2 separate regions of the Homo sapiens genome follow, and region 2 is linked to region 1. Evidence: chromatin loops called from intact Hi-C (ENCODE). Cell type or tissue: heart left ventricle. All regions are shown on one strand. Each heading gives the region's core, and the rest is flanking DNA. Links, peaks and the distances in the headings are about the cores only.

The links. Hi-C counts contacts between places; a loop is a spot of excess contacts. Peaks named below come from ENCODE experiments on the same cell type or tissue, not always from the same donor. Only the 100,000 strongest peaks of a DNase experiment are listed, where the experiment ranks them.
Region 2: it touches region 1 in a loop (2.2-fold over the local background); 11 of 110 quality-filtered maps call a loop at or near these places.

What each region holds. Positions count from the first base shown.
Region 1 is chr12:104,859,756-104,868,096 of GRCh38, reverse strand. It overlaps SLC41A2 (solute carrier family 41 member 2), which reads left to right. Exons shown (of 11, transcript NM_001352171.3): 7 at 1,518-1,665; 8 at 6,727-6,806. Among named protein-coding and RNA genes, the nearest start is that of SLC41A2, 94 kb to the left of the region's middle. RefSeq lists an enhancer at 2,640-2,769. In heart left ventricle, for the core only: a CTCF peak has its summit at 4,589; no DNase peak of the experiment used is centred there.
Region 2 is chr12:104,737,596-104,745,936 of GRCh38, reverse strand. The region is part of intron 2 of CHST11 (carbohydrate sulfotransferase 11); the gene reads right to left. Among named protein-coding and RNA genes, the nearest start is that of MIR3922, 150 kb to the right of the region's middle. RefSeq lists enhancers at 2,567-3,188, 4,895-4,944. In heart left ventricle, for the core only: no CTCF peak of the experiment used is centred there; a DNase peak (open chromatin) is centred at 3,268; H3K27ac peaks cover 879 bases.

The sequences.
Region 1 (8,341 bases), core at 11-8,010:
AGCATTAGTCATATTCCTTTAAATAGAAGAAAATATAAAAATAAATTTTATTAGTATAATTATTTTAAAGATGTGATGGCAAATCCATACAAAAGCTTAGGAGTAAAATTTGTTTAGCTATATTTTAATATCTATAATAATTGCTTATTCCTACATGATATGGAAGAAATAAAAATTTGGGATTTGTATGTAGTTCAAGCATCTTTAGTCATAGGTGAGAAGATCTTTAAATATCTTAAGAAGCAAAAGAAAGAAAATTCAGTCAAAGATAAGAGTTGGGGTAAGGGTTGTAGCATTCTGTAACATCAAAAAATTAAGTAACATTTGACTTAGATTAAGTAATCTAAGGCTGTAGGCTACAGGACTGTGAGAAGATGTGATGGCAAATCCATACAAAAGCTTAGGAGTAAACTTTGTTTAGCTTTATTTTAATATCTATAATAATTGTTTATTCCTACATGATATGGAAAAAATAAAAATTTTGGGTTTGTATGTAGTTCAAGCATCTTTAGTCATAGGTGAGAAGATCTTTAAATACCTTAAGAAGCAAAAAAAATAGAAAATTCAGTCAAAGATAAGAGTTGGGGTAAGGGTTGCAGCATTCTGTAAGATCAAAATATTAAGTAACATTTGACTTAGATTAAGTAATCTAAGGCTGTAGGCTATAGGACTGCGAGGCAAACTCTGCCTTTAAGTTAAAAAGTACTTATTCTGCATAATAAATTAATTAGAGTTATGGAGAAGAAGCCAGGAATATCTCTGATAATAATGAAACTTTGATCAGTTAAAATGATATTATCCAAAAAATGCCTTGAGATGATAAGACTTTCAGTAAGGGATATGCAACTTTTAACCCTAGGGAGATTTAGAATTAAATATGAATTGAGAATCAAACCTAGTTTTTCTATTTCATTTTGGAGCTTGGATATCTATTATCAGTAGGCAGCCAATATTTTATGGAATGCCTGTACTATAAGATCCCTATGGACAAAAATAATATCCTATTTACCTTTAGAGTTAAGAGCACTAACTTTGGTGTCAGATACATATTTTCTTCCGGCTCTCCCTATTTCCTCACTGTATTCTTAAGTTTCTAAGCCTCAGTTTCTTCATAAAATAGAAATGACAGTATCTATTTTATATTGGTGGGGACAATGAAATGAGATGATGAATGTAAAGCATTTAGCATAGTACTTGGTATATAGTAGGAGCCCAATAAATGTTAGCTTTTTTACTGTTACTGTTCTTGTTGTTATTGTTATTATGCTATTTTCATGTAGGTTATGTAACTATTTTAGTAAATGTTTATTGAATTAATGTGTTACTTTTCAGTTACATTGTTTAATATTTTTACCTTATTTACAGTTATAAATTTGTTTGAAGTTTATAGAAAATGTATAGCATGTTAATATGTTTGATAGTGTCGTACCTTCTAGTAAACTTTGATAATTTAGATCTGCTACATAGAAGAGAGATTTAAATGTTGTCTCTCTTTTTTTTTTTTTTTTTAATTTTAGAGACCTATTACTACATTTCTCCATTAGTTGGTGTATTTTTCTTGGCTCTAACCCCTATTTGGATTATAATAGCTGCCAAACATCCAGCCACAAGAACAGTTCTCCACTCAGGCTGGGAGCCTGTCATAACAGCTATGGTTATAAGTAGGTTAGTATTAAAATATGTGTGTGTGTGTGTGTGTGTGTGTGTGTGTGTGTACGTCTGTCTGTCTTTGTGTGTCTTCTATAAGCATATATGTACATGCATATTAAAATAAATGAATTGCCTGTTTTTATTTCTTAGGTTAATTATTTTATATAGCCAATTCATTATTCTCCCGGGTATTATAACAAGGGATCTAAATGACAGGCATAATTAATGAAATCAGTAGATGTAAAGAACCTCATGTGGCTACCAATTTCAAACTTCTCTCCAAAGCCTTACCAGATTGAGTAAAATTTAGTGGTGTTTGTCTTTGTGTGTGTATGTGTATGTTAACCTGACAAGGACATTACTTACTCTGAGTATTAAGTTGCTCAGATGAGTATCATAAAGCCTTAGAAATGTATATTCCATTGGCTACTTCCATATCTAGGACTCTGATGACCTTAAAGATGTAATTAAGGACATATGTAAAAGATTTAGCTGCAAGCATCCTCATCACCCCAGAGTTTTTAATAACAAAAATAAATAGAACAACATAAAGGTCTTGCAATACGGTATTGATCAGATAAATTATTATATAGTCACAAAATGGAGTATCAGCCATTAAAATAACATTGTAGCATTTCTATTGCTATGGAAAGAGTTTATGATACATCTGATGAGAAGAACAACCTAGAAAAGAGTATGAATTTCCTATTAAACATGTTAGATTAAGAAACGTTTCTTTTCCTTCCTGAAATTACTAAAAGGACAGTAAAAGAATAAAAATGCTATAAAACCACAAAGACAGAGGAGGAGCAAAGAGGGCAGCAGGTGAGAGACAACATTAGGAAGATAGGAATCAGATGAAGAGTTGTTAACTGAATGAGCAGAATGAAAAAAGCTGACACCTAACTGCCTATCAGAAGCAAGTCTCAGAAACCCAGAAAGAGGAATTAAAGGCATCAAGTACATCTGAAAGCTGCAATGAGGAAGATTGGTTGAAAGTTTAGGTAAGGAGCAATTAGATCCCCACAATCTTTCTCCAGCTTTAGCACCCATGTGACTGCCCCCTCACACCCTAGCAGAAGACAAGAATAACCTCTCAAGAGGCTAAATCGGAGAGGTTCTAGATTCAGAAACATCTGTACATGTGAGGATGTGGCTCAAGCACTGTGTGACAAATAGCAAGACTAAGTAAAAGTCTACTGAACAATGAGAACCCTATCCCACTTCCTTTTCTTTGTATAATGCTGAGAGACAGCCTTTTACCCCCAGGCAAAAAATTAGATAATTCATTTGTGGGGGAACTTACCAGCACAAAAGATCAGATCTGCAGATACTAACCCTTGTGAGTCCTTTAATGAAAGAGCTACAAACCCACCTGATTGTCTTCCATGAGTCCCACTTGCTGACAAACTCTGCCCATGTACACAGAGAGTTCCAAGTATGCCTTGCAGTGCCCCTTAAACAGGGCAGCCAGTAAAGGATTGCTAGACATTTCATAAAGGCCTCTAACATAAAAGACAGATGGGAAAAAAAAATAGTACTCAAGGAAAGTACCATCAGTACTTTCAGAAAACTCTTATCAGTATCCTCAGATAAATAAGAGAAACTATTGCATAATAGCTATTGCATAATATTCATAATATAGGAACAGAATGCAAAAGAAGATTTGAAAAACACAAAGAGCTCTTGGGAATTAAAAAAATACATAAATGGCAGAAATAAATTATGTAGAAGAGTTGGAATATAAAGTAGAGGAACCCTCCTGAAAAGCAAACCATGAAGCAAAGAGATAGACAATAGGAGGTGAATGATAAGGAGAGAAAATTCTCAAATAAATAATACAAGAAAATTCCCAGAACTGAAAAACATGAGCTACCTGATGGAAAGCGCCTGCTAAGTACCCAGTGCAATAAATTAAAGTAGGTGGGACCCAAGTGAAAGCATATTATCATGAATCCCAAATGTTTCCAGAGAAAAAATAAGTTACATATAAAGCACTGGGAACCAGAATGATGTCCAGTAGCAACACTAAAATGATTCCTTTGAAATTCTGAGAGAAAATTATTTTGAACATAAAATACAGTCACAATATCAACCACGTGTAAGAGAAGACTAAAGAAATTTTCAGACAGGCAGGATCTCATGGAATTTACTGCCCCTCTACCCCTTTGTATAAAGCTGAAAGGAGGTGTGGTCTATCAAAATTAGGAAACAAATTAAGAAAGATGATACAGGAAAGAAGAAATCTATTCTGTGACAGCATGTGGTTCATTTTTCTGTAATGTAGATTGCTTTTTTCCTGGAGGATTCAGGCAACAGAATCCCATGAAATACTGGGCTTTTGTTATAGTACATAGACCAGGATCCAAGGGGGTATTGGAGGGAAGGTACAGGATGACAGCTGTACATCAGGCCTAGACAGGCAACCATCCAGATTGGCAGGAGGACAGGGGACTTAAGGAGGGAGGTCTCTAAGAAAAAAAAAAAAAAAGTGGAATTGATGAGTTTGACTGTATTGAAAGGTACTTCATAAACTTAGTTACACATGTGAGGTTGAATTAGTAATAGGTACCTAAAAAGTTAAGAAAAATATGAGGCAAAGCAAAAAGCGTACGTGAGGATATCTAATAATACACTCTGTGGCTCAGCTATGAGTAATGAAATTTCTGTTGTTATAATAAAGTCAACCCTAAGTATTTCACCAGAAATTATAACCAGATTAGCAGGATGGGAGGAGGAAGGGATTTGGGAAGGGATCAAAGTGGGAGGGAAGTGTAAGAGAGGTCAAATCCTCATCTGCCATAGTAGGAAGTCATTTGCTAAATGTCTAAAATTTAATATGAAGAAATAGCAGTATAAGCATGTTATTTAGAAAAACTAAATGCCATAAGAAACTACTAAAGAAGATAAAAAGAATTTCTAGTACAGAGAAGGACCTGGAGGTGGGGCTAGGGACCATTATTTTATTATGAACTTTATGGTACTTTTATATACCTCTTTTTTTTCTTTTTAGAGATTGTGTCTCGCCGTGTTTCCCCAGCTGAAGCACAGTGGCTTGATTGTAGTTCACTGCAGCCTCAAACTCCTAGGCTCAAACAACCCTCCTGCCTCAGTTTCTTGAACAGCCGGGACTACAGGCATGCACCCACCCAGATAATATTTTTACTCTTTTGTAGAGACAGGGTCTCACTATGTTGACCTGGCTGGTCTTAAACTGCTAGTCTCAAGCAGTCCTCTCACTTCGGCCTCCCGGAGTGCTGGGATTATAGGCATGAGCCACCATGCTGGCTGTACTTTTACTTTTTTAATGACACACATCTATATGATAAAAATAAAATTTAATAAAAGCAAATAAAACTACTTTTATCATTTAATTTTTATTTTTAAAAATGTATATAGTAAAAAAGCTGGGTTGCGGAGATGTTGGTCAGTGGATTAAAAATTTTGGTTAGACTACAGGAACATATTCAAGAGATTTATTGTACAACATGGTGGTGATAGTTTATAACAGTGTATTGTATTCATCAAAATTGCCAAGAGATTTTAGGTGTTCTCACCACAAAAGATAAGTATGTGAAGTAATGCATAAGTTAATTAGCTCAATTTAGTCATTCTACAATATATACATATTTCAAAACATGTTGTATAGGTGTTCTCACCACAAAAGATAAGTATGTGAAGTAATGCATAAGTTAATTAGCTCAATTTAGTCATTCTACAATATATACATATTTCAAAACATGTTGTATAGGATAAATATGTGCAATTTTTATTGTCAATTTAAATAAGTAACAAAATAAGTTAAAAAAAGTCTAGAAGCCTATATAACAGCATACTAACAGTGTAACTCAATGGTGTAACTAGGGTTGGTTTTTACTTTCTTCATTTTGTCTTTTCTAATTTTTTCTATAGTAACTTTTATCACTGGGCTTAACAGGAATCTAAAAAATGTATTTTTAGCAATTGTTATGTTATATCCACAACATGATCTATATATTTTGTCAGGGAGGTTTATTTTTTGACTCAGAACTAGTTTGTTCTTGAAGTATGTACTTTATTCTTTTAATTAGGGCTTAAAATGTTAAAATATTTCTAAAGAGGACTATTTTGGGACTCTACAGTGTACCTCTTTAATGAGAACGCCCACAGTTTAGGCCTATTAAGGCATAATTCCTTTATTTTACTAAAGAATTAAAATAATAAAGATTTGATAATTTTCTAATGTTAACTATCAGGTAAGAACATTTGATCTGATATTTTGACAATCCCATTCTGTGACAGCATGTAGTTCATTTTGTTGTAATGTGGATGGCATTTTCCTGGAAGATTTGGGCACAGGATCCCATGGAATATTAGGACTGGCAATGTTTTATACTACACAGACCCAGAAACTGATGTTAACCAGTTGATAATGGCCTTGGAAACTTAGAAAAATCTCCAAGTTCCACTGACACATTGAGAGTGTATGGCTTGCTACCATATAACGATATGTTAGTTTTCCAGATTTCTGTTCTCAAGATCAGCTCTTTCTGTGGCTATAACTCATTATTTTAATTTGCCAGTAATAAGACACATCCTAACAATATCTAGTTTTAATACAATAAAAATAACCTCTTTTATGCTTTATTTCAAATATGAAACCATACTCTTTTTTAAATTATTTTTTAAATTATAAGAGTGATCAATGGCATGGTTTTAAAAAATTAATAAGCACAGAAGGATATAAAATGACCGTCAGTCCCCTGTCACCCTCACCCCCAGAAATAGACATGGTTAATAATTTCTCGTATACTGTTCAAGACATTTTAATGCATTTAAAGCGTATGCTTTTTCTTTTCACAAGTAGCATATCTTAGACATCAGAATTCTGAAATTTGGGGCTAGAGCTTATGCCGTGTTTTATTTTCAACATTTTACTGTTGACATTGATTTTTACTTTGAATATTTTTATTTTTGCTCTATTTTTAAAATGTGTGAATATTTTATTTTAAAAAGGAGGGGTGTCTGTATGTACAGAATAACTTCAAGTATGTTCTCTTCCCTCTTCTCTAAATTATATAATTTTATCTCTTTCAGCATTGGGGGCCTTATTCTGGACACAACTGTATCAGACCCAAACTTGGTTGGGATTGTTGTTTACACGCCAGTTATTAATGGTAAGAATTAGATATACTGTTTCATGATAATATCAAATCTTCGTATCCTCTTAGTCTTAGGTACTATTAGAAGTCTTAGGGCTCAGATTCAAGAGGTCTGTCCTCCCATCCCAACCATTCTGCCTCCAACCCCAAGTTGTTGCTCACAGTGAAAATTACATTCCCAGGTCTCAACAGGCAGAATACATTTCTGAAAAGTAATCTTTCTTAATCTTATCATGAACTACTAGTTTGAGAGTCAGGTATACCTGACTTAAGATTAATGTGGCAAAATATATTTCAGATTTTGTTTATTATTTACATTGGGATTATCAGCTATTGTATATTGTTTTGTTGTTTCTTTTGTCAATTTTTGTGGATAAATTAGAGACAGCTGGGTTTCAACATTGCTTATCCATTCAGTTCATTAAAATCTGGGGTGGGCACAGTGGCTCATGACTGCAATCCCAGTGCTTTGGGAGGCCTAGGTAGGAGGGTCGCTTGAGGTTAGGGGTTTGAGGCCAGGGCAACATAGTGAGACCCCCATCTCTATAAAAAATTCAAAAATTAGCCAGATGTGGTGGCACACACCTGTAGTCCCAGGTATGTCCTCAGGAGGCTGAGGCAGGAGGATTGCCTGAGCCCAGGAGTTAGAGGCTACAATAAGCCACTGCATGCTAGCCTGGGAAACAGAGTGAGACCCTGTCTTAAAAAAAAATAAAAGAAAAAAATCTATTGGTCCTCAGCTGATCCCTTTAAAAATCTGTCGTATATTTTTTTGTTATCTATGAAATGGGAATTATAATACTTAAATTCACAGACATTTATATATGAATTACATTTAATAAGATCATTTTAATCCAGTCTACCGGCTTCTGGGGTGACTGTCATTAAAGTGGATTTTTTTTTTTTTTTTTAGTTTAAGTTCTGGGATACATGTGCAGAACGTGCAGGTTTGTTACATAGGTATACATTTGCCATGGTGGTTTGCTGCACCTATCAACCCATCATCTAGTTTTTAAGCCCCGCATGCATGAGTTATTTGTCCTAATGCTCTCCCTCCCCTTGCCCCCCACCTGACAGGCCCTGGTGTGTGATGTTCTCCCTGTGTCCATGTGTTCTCATTGTTGAACACTAAAGTAGATTTTAAGTACAGCCTAGATCAATATAATTTAAAAAGTAATTCTACTTGGGGAAAAACATGTCCCAGGATATACTACATATTTAATGTAATTTACTTTGCATATCTATGTAAAAAGAAAATATGTCAGTTGGGCACGGTGGCTCATCCCTGTAATCCCAGTACTTTGCGAGGCCAAGGCAAGTGGATCGTTCAAGCTCATGAGTTTGAGACCAGCCTGGGCAATATGACCAAACCCTGCCTGCACAAAAAATATAAAAATTATATTTTTACAGGCATGGTGGTACACGCCTGTAGTCCCAGCTACTTGGGAGGCTGAAGCAAGAGGACCTTCTGAGCCTGGGAGGGAGGCAGAGGTTGCAGTGAGCCAAGATCACGCTACTGCACTCCAGCCTGGGCAACAGAGCAAGACCTT
Region 2 (8,341 bases), core at 15-8,014, 120 kb after region 1:
GAAGGAGATAAAGGACATTTGAGTAGGAAGAAAGGAAGTCAAACTACCCCTGTTTGCAGATGAGATGATCCTACATCTAGAAAACCCTGTTGTCTGAGCCCAAAAGCTTCTTAAGCTGATAAACAACTTCAGCAAAGTCTCAGGATACAAAATCAGTGTACAAAAATCACTAGCACTCTCATACACCAACAATAGTCAAGTCAAGAGCCAAATCAGGAATGAACTCCCATTCACAATGGCCACAAAAAGAATAAAATACCTAGGGATACAGCTAACCAGGGAGGTGAAAGATCTCTATGATGAGAACTATAAGCCACTGCACAAAAAAATCAGAGATGACACAAACAAATGGAAAAATATTCCATGCTCATGGATAGGAAGAATCAATATCATTAAAATGGCCCTACTGCCTAAAGCAATTTATATATTCAATGCTATTCCTATTAAACTACCACTGACATTTTTCACAGTACTAGACAAAAGTATTCTATAATTCATATGGAACCAAAAAAGAGCCCGAATAGCCAAGGGAATCCTAAGCAAAAAGAACAAAGCTGGAGGCATCAGCTACCCTACTTGCTATTCTACAGGGCTATAGTAACCGAAACGGCATGGTACTGGAACAAAAACAGACACATAGACCAATGGAACAGAATAGAGAACCCAGAAATAGGACCACACACCTACAACTATCTGATCTTCAGCAAACCTGACAAAAACAAACAATGAGGAAAGGATTCCCTATTCAATAAATGGTGCTAGGGGCCGGGCGTGGTGGCTTATGCCTGTAATCCCAGCACTTTGGGAGGCTGAGGCAGGCAGATCACTTGAGGTCAGGAGTTCGAGAACAGCCTGGCCAACACGGCGAAACCCGGTCTTTACTAAAAATACAAAAATTACCCAGGCATGATGGTGGGCACCTGTAATCCTAGCTACTTGGGAGGCTGAGGCAGGAGAATTGCTTGAACCTGGGAGGCGGAGGTTGCAGTGAGCCGAGATCATGCCATTGCACTCCAGCCTGGGCAAGAGAGCAAGACTCTGTCTCAAAAAATAAATAAATAAATAAATAAATAAATAAATAAATAAATAAATGATGCTGGGATAACTGGCTGTCCCTATGCAGAAGATTAAAACTGAATCCCTTCCTTACACCACAGACATAAATTAACTCAAGATGGATTAAAGACTTGTATGTGAAACCCAAAACTATAAAAACCCTAGAAGACAACCTAGGCGATCCCACTCAGGACATACACACGGGAAAAGACTTCATGATGAAGATACCGAAAGCAATTGCAACAAAAGCAAAAACTGACAAGTGGGATCTAATGTAACTAAAGGGCTTCTGCACAGCAAAAGAAACTATCAACAGAGTAAACAGACAACCAATAACAGAACGGGAGGAAATTTTTACGAACTATGCATCCGACAAAGGTCTAATATCCAGCATCTATAAGGAACTTAAACAAATTTACAAGAAAAAAACAACCCCATAAAAAAGTGGGCAGAGGATGTGAACAGACAGTTTTCAAAAGAAGACATACATGAGGCCAACAATCATACAAAAAAAAGTTCCGCATCACTGATCATTAGAGAAATGCAAATCAAACCCACAATGAGATACCATCTCACACCAGTCAGAATGGCTATTACTAAAAAGTCAAAATAACAGATGCTGGCAAGGTTGCGGAGAAAAAGGAACACTTATACACTGTTGGTGGGAGTGTAAATTAGTTCAACCATTGTGGAAGACAGTGTGTCAATTCCTCAAAGACCTAAAGACAGAAATACCATTTGACTCAGCAATCCCATTACTGGGTATATACCCAAAGGAATATAAATCATTCTATTATAAAGACACATGCACACATGTGTTCACTGCAGCACTGTTTACAATAGCAAAGACATGGAATCAACCTAAATGCCCAATAATAGTCTGGATAAAGAAAATGTGGTACATATATACCATGGAGTACTATGCAGCCATAAAAAAAGAGAGATCATGTCCTCTGCTGGGACATGGATGGAGCTGGAGGCCATAATCCTTAGCAAACGAATGCAGAACAGAAAACCAAATGCCACATGTTCTCACTTATAAGTGGGAGCTAAATGATGAGAACACATGGACACAGAGGGGAACACTCAGTGGGGCCTTTTGGAGGGTGGAAGGTGGGAGGAGGGAGAAGATCAGGAAAAACAACTAATGGGTACTGGGTTTAATACTTGGGTGATGAAAGAATCTGTACAACAGACCCCCATGACCCAAGTTCACCTATGTAACAAACCTGCATATGTGCCCCTGAACTTAAAAGTTAGAAAAATATAAATTAAAAAAAGAGAAGTCAGAATATTAGGTTTCATGTGATATCTCTGTATTCTTAAATGTTAGCTACAATCATTTTAGTGGTGTGAGCCGAACCATCCCTGTAGGGTTGGTGCCTCCCCCAGGTGTTTGAGGATAGTAAGGGGGTGCCTTCCTCTGGCTGCTCTCAGCCCCCACTGCCTCCAGCCCAGCTGCCCCTGCTCACTTAGTGGAACCTGTGGGCAACTGCAAGAGAAAGACAAGGCGGAACCAGCCAGACTGTGGGAGTCCCTGGGTGCAGTTAGGAAGGCTCACACTCAGTGGTGGATATTAAGAGACACCTCTGGAACCTCAGCTCTCCCATCCCCTTCCCTGCTTCCCTTTTCTTTGTAGTACTTATCTCCTTAGTTTATCTCAATTTACTTATTTTGCTGGTCTCTCCCTTCTTGAACGTTAACTCTGAGATGGCAGGTAGTTTTCACTAATTTTTGTTCACTGTTGTATTCCCAGTGCTTCACATACGGTGGACACTGAAAGCTTTGTTGAATGCATGAATGACTTTGGGACAGCAGGGATTGTTCGGGTCACAAGACGGCCAATGAGGCCTCGTGGGCTTCCTGTGCCTAAACCCGCAGCCCCCACCTCATCTTCTGGTGGAGATTTCTGGCTTAGAGCCTGTGGCTGCCACACAGGAGCTTAGCATCAGCTCTGGGGCTGGAGGCCAAGAGAGAAGAGCGGGGACTCTCAGCCCTGGGTAGAAATGCAACAGCTTTTGATGAGGGAGGGACGCTGGCACTTTCCACCCGTCTGGTGAGGCCAAGAAACAAGAGGAGGGGAATCAAATCACGCTGGAGGGGGAGGGCGCCAAGGGCTGCCCAGGAAGGACTTGGTCTGAGGCTGTGTGGTACCCCCGGGGCTCCCTTTCAGCCAGGCCAGGTGCAGCTGGAAGGGCCTTATTGACATCTCAGATCAGCTGTTTGGGCTTCCGGAGGCCTGGGCAGGGTGCCGGAGGGGGGCAGGAATAGGAATGGGGCTGCTGCCAAGCTGGCCTGCTTTCCGATGAATGGTGGCCCGGAACAGGAACAACGGTGAGGAAGGGATGCAGCTCCCACACTGCTTGGGAAATCAGAAGTAAGGGCAGGCAGGCTGAGCACCTGCTGGCTAGTGCTTTGGGGTCCTCGGAAGTCGCTGCTGGCAGGAGTAGGGGAGGAGGAGCATGGGTCCACTGAGCAGTCCCGGGTGGCTTACCCCTCCCCTAGCCAGGGAGGCCGTCAACCTCCCCTACCACGATGGGCCTCCCAGAGGGTGATGCTCTTGGGAGGCAGGGGCTTGCCTCCCTTCAGGATCTCCTCCTGGCCTCTCCCTTCTTTGAACCAGTTGGCTTCATTGGTTCTCTTCCCAGACTGACCAGAATATTCTACTTCTATTTTGGCCTAATCACTTGAGCCCTTCAGGCCTTAGTTTCCTCATCTGCAAAATGGGGACAACAATAAAGTCTACTTCTCAGGGTCATTTTGAGGATTAGATGAGAGCCCACAAGGAAAGCACATAGCATGGTACCTGGCACATAGTAGGCACTCAGGAAGTAGCTACTGTAAACCTTACAGAGGGTGGTTTCCCAAGTGCCGGGGGCAGGATAGCAGGAATGTTGCTTTGCCTTTCACCTGACAGCATTTCTCAATGTTCAGTGTATGTAAGAATCACAGCGGGAATCTGATGCAATGCGGGTTCCCAGACACCACCCTGAGTAATTCTGGTTCAGTGGGTCGGGCTGTCCTGGGAACCTGCTCTTGATCGCTGCCCCGTGATGATTCTATCAGGCCAATTCTGAGGCTGGTGGTCTCTGTTTCACTTTGAGAACTGATGATTGAGCGTCGCTTTTACATGAGCGGGTTCTGCAGTGAACGCCAAACACATTTGTCATCTGTGCAAAATGCCTGGCTCATGGCGACTTAATATCTCACTGACACAGAAGACCGATAGAGGCAATTGGCGGCAACTTAGATTGGCAGCTGTTAAGCAAATTGGAGGTCTGAAGAGCAATTTTCTGGCAATATCAAGATTAGCTATTAATATGTATTAACAGACTGTAAAGGATTCATGGAATTTCACAGTAACTGAACTATGAATTGAGAGGCACCCAAAGAGGTCCATTTATTTCTTAGTCAAGCAGCATGTTTTAACAATACCCGATTTCTCCATTGTTCCAAAGGCACGCATGAGCCATGCTCTGGGCCTTTCGTTTCTGCATGTTGCATGCTTCCAGTGAGAGGAAGGCTGGTCCTCCCCCAAGAGAGAGGTGGAGCTAGTTCTGCAGATGGGGCTCCAAAGCCCTCCTCCTACCCCTGCCTGGAAGACACCCTCGTTCTCTCCCCAGTAACCACCACCACCAAGCCTGGGGCCCCAACGGAGCCATTTCCACCACCTTTACCTTCACCCCTTTGCCTCAACCTGCTCCATCCTGATCATAGTTAATGTCACTATGAACAATGTGAGCTCAACTCATGCCCTCCCTCCAGGGCAGCTGGGATAAGGCCCAGGTATCTCAGTGTCCCAGGCACTTGGTGCCCAATACTTGCAGAATTCAGAAAAGGGTGATTAGCTTTGTGGCAACACATGAACATCTTTGCAGAGTACTAAGAAGATTTTGTTTATCACTTCACTGCCTTTTTCCTCTTTCAAGAAGGACGGCCCATTCTCAATCATAGTGAAAGTGGAACAGGAAGACCATCGTGGAGTGCTAGAGGGACAAGCACGTCTAAATCCATCCATCTGCTGTTCACTGAGGAAGTCAGACATCTCTGCGGCTTCTTAGGCCATGGCCGAGGACATGAAGATACAGATATCCAGGAACAGAGTCACACACAATGGCAGGGACACAGACCCGGGGCCCAGAGGTGAATAAGACACCCTCAATTGCATGACATCAGAGGTATTAATATTCTTCTGCCTGTAGAGCTTTCAAATAATTTTGCATCTCAGAGTCCTTAGAACCCAGAACTTCAGAGTTACAAAATACCTTTGTGATTATCTGATACCACCCTCTGATTTTCAGATGGCAAAACTGAGGCCCAGAGATGAGAGCTCATCCACCCACTCCCAGAAAGCAGCAGAGCAAAGACTGGAACCCAAATATGCCTTTTTGTTGTGCTGCTGGACAGCAGAGCAAAAAGAGGGATTTTCTCCTTCTATCCACCCAGCAGCCCTTGTTGGAGGTGCAGGGATGGATTCCAGGGCAGAGTGAGAGGGCAGGGAGTGTCATCTGTGTGGTGCCATAACATTCCTATGAAATAGAAAAACCATCTTTGCTACCTTCCATCAACCTCAGAGGAGTATTTTGACAACACATGTAGATTTATGATCAATGGAAATTATAAAACTAAAAAGAAGTGAGTGACCCATTTTATTATCCAGAATAGGGAACGTGGGATAGGTCCCCCTGGGCTGGCCTGATTTCAGAGCTCATTAAAGAAAAGTGAGGCAAGAACTGGGAAAAGTCTTTGCATTTTTTTCTTTAAAGGCCAGTGACCCTACTAAAACTAAGTGGTAGAAACTAAATACATTGATTTCAGGATACAATTTTTACAGAAAATCAGTGTCTCCCTGATCTCATTCAATAAATACTGAACAAAAATGGAGAGTATTTGCTTTGATGGAACAAAGGTTTACTCTCCCTAGGATGTCTGGAACTCTGCGGAGATGAGCAAGCTCATCAGCACAGGCTGGAGATCAGACTCTGGAGTCAGGCAGACCAATCTGGATGTAAAATTTGGCAATGGCCCTGACCAGCCCCATGATCTGGGGTCAGTAAGATTCACTCTCCTGGCCTCAGTCTCCTCATCAGTAAAGTGGGAGCTGAGAGAGCACAAACCTCACTGGCTCTTATGAGGTTTAAAGGGATGAAGTCTGCAAAGAACTTACTGTGTCACTTGACCCACAGCTGCTCTTAAGGGACAAGCAATTAATATTCACAGTTAAAAGTTTTTTCTCATGAAAAAAATAGAGTTCTTTACTATGTGGCTGTTTCCATCAAGGGGCAGCAGAGCAGAGTGGTTCAGAACACAGGCTCTGCAGCCAGACAGCCTGGGCTTAAAATCCGGCTCTAGTACTTACTGGCTGTGGACCTTGGGCAAGTTACTTAATCTGAGACTCAGCATTCTCATCTGTAAAATGGGGATGACGGTGCCACGGACCTCCTGTGGTTATAGATGATGGTGAGAATAGCTGACTGTATGCCTGGTGCACGGATGAATACACTGGCCGAGAGAAGTCACTCTACCTTCTAGAAATTCAGGCCAATGTAGTAATGAAAAGATGAGGACACCTTTCCCAACTAGAATTTTGCCCTAAGCTGCTGACAAGGAGGGAGAGTGGCTGATGTCACTTTTCCTTTCACTTTCCCTGCCTCCCCTGGTTGAAGCCCAAAAAGTGATGAGTTCAGGGTGTTCCAGGTGGAGAGGGAGAGAACGCTCAGGCCTGCTCTTGCCCGCACCCACTACCCGGGCTCCTCTGGCACACACCGGCGTTGGTTCCCAACCTCCCACTGACAGCGTCTGCCACCTGCAGGTCCCGCTTTGCCCTGGATGAGCTTCAGACTGGTCAGCTCACCCCTCACCCCTGCCCAGCAGGCTGTCTACCTCCCAGCCTGGTCCTCCGTCTTCAGGAGGGACCCTGCAACCTGGTGGCAGCTCCATCCTTGGCCTGAATCAGTCCAGTGACTGCCAGTTATGCAAACAGGCCACAGCCTGAGGCGCTGGGGGAGCCCAGTTTGAAGCAAGATATGATTTCAGGGAGAAAGCACACATTCTAACAGGGACAAGGAACAGAAAAGATGGCAATGCAGTGTGGCAGCTGGAGTGTAATTTAGTGGCCAAGAGAAGACACTAGTGTCAGATTCCCAGATCTAGCACCTACTAGCTATGAGGTCCGGGCTTTCTCCTAAAGCCTCTATTTCCTCACTGTAAAATGAGCCAAACAGTACTCCCTGCTTTAAAGGTGGCTGTAAAGCTCAGATGAGAGGAGGGAGTTGCACGTGCCCCTGCAGGTAAGTGCTCAGGAAACGCCTCATTGCATCATGGGGCGGGTGTGAGGATGAAGTCAGGAAGGCCAGACCAGGCCCTTGCCTGGGTGTGTGTTTAGTTCATGTTCACTGCTTTTATTAAGCACAGGTGCCATGGACGCATGGCACAGGAGTGCCGTTCCAGCTTGGGAGAGCAGGGAATGATTTTCCCAAGAAAGAAGTATTCATGCAAAGCCCACAGAGGAGGAGTGAGCTGGCGCCGAAGGCCATCTAAGAGAGGATTGGGTGGGGGAACAGGGAGTGCAGCCTTGAGGCGACAGAGAGCGGGGCACCTCTGCGAACCTCAAAGCTGGTCGGGAAGGGGAAGGGCTCCATGGCTGTCCCTGCACAGGCTTTATGCCCAAAATGACAGGGCAGGCCGGTCTGCTGAAGAAGGATGAGCCCGCGGGGTCTGGGAAGGCTGCAGCACCCCCTGACCAGGGCCTTCCAGAAAGGAAGTGTAGCAGACATAATTACACCGGTCCAGCAGGGCGGGACGTTGGGATCCTTTTTTATACACTAAGTGGCATTCTCTGAGCCAAAGCAAAGAACAGAAAGGTTCAAAAAAGCAAGTAGGATCGGGGCCTGGGGGGTGGGTTTTCATGAATGAATCTGCTTCCTGTGGCAACTGATGCCTCCAAGGGAGGCCTCTTGGCTCCAGGGAACAAAGGCATCCAGTGACAGCTGGGGACAGGCCACCCAGCCTTCCCAGGGGACAGCCTCGCCCTCCCTTTCCGCCTGGCTCATCTTTCACCTCCCCATGCCCAGCACATTCTCAGGCCAGGCCCTCCCTGCAAAACTGCCTGGTGGGGGATTCTCCCTCCTCTATTTCTGAAATGTTCTTTTCTTTTGAAAAACATCAAAACCACAGGCGCTCAAGAGGAGTCAGAAATACCTCCACTCTGTGTCTTCCTCCACTGCCCCGAGGAAGGCACTGGGCAAAAGGGTCAATGCGAGATCTGGAATGAAGCAGAAAGATC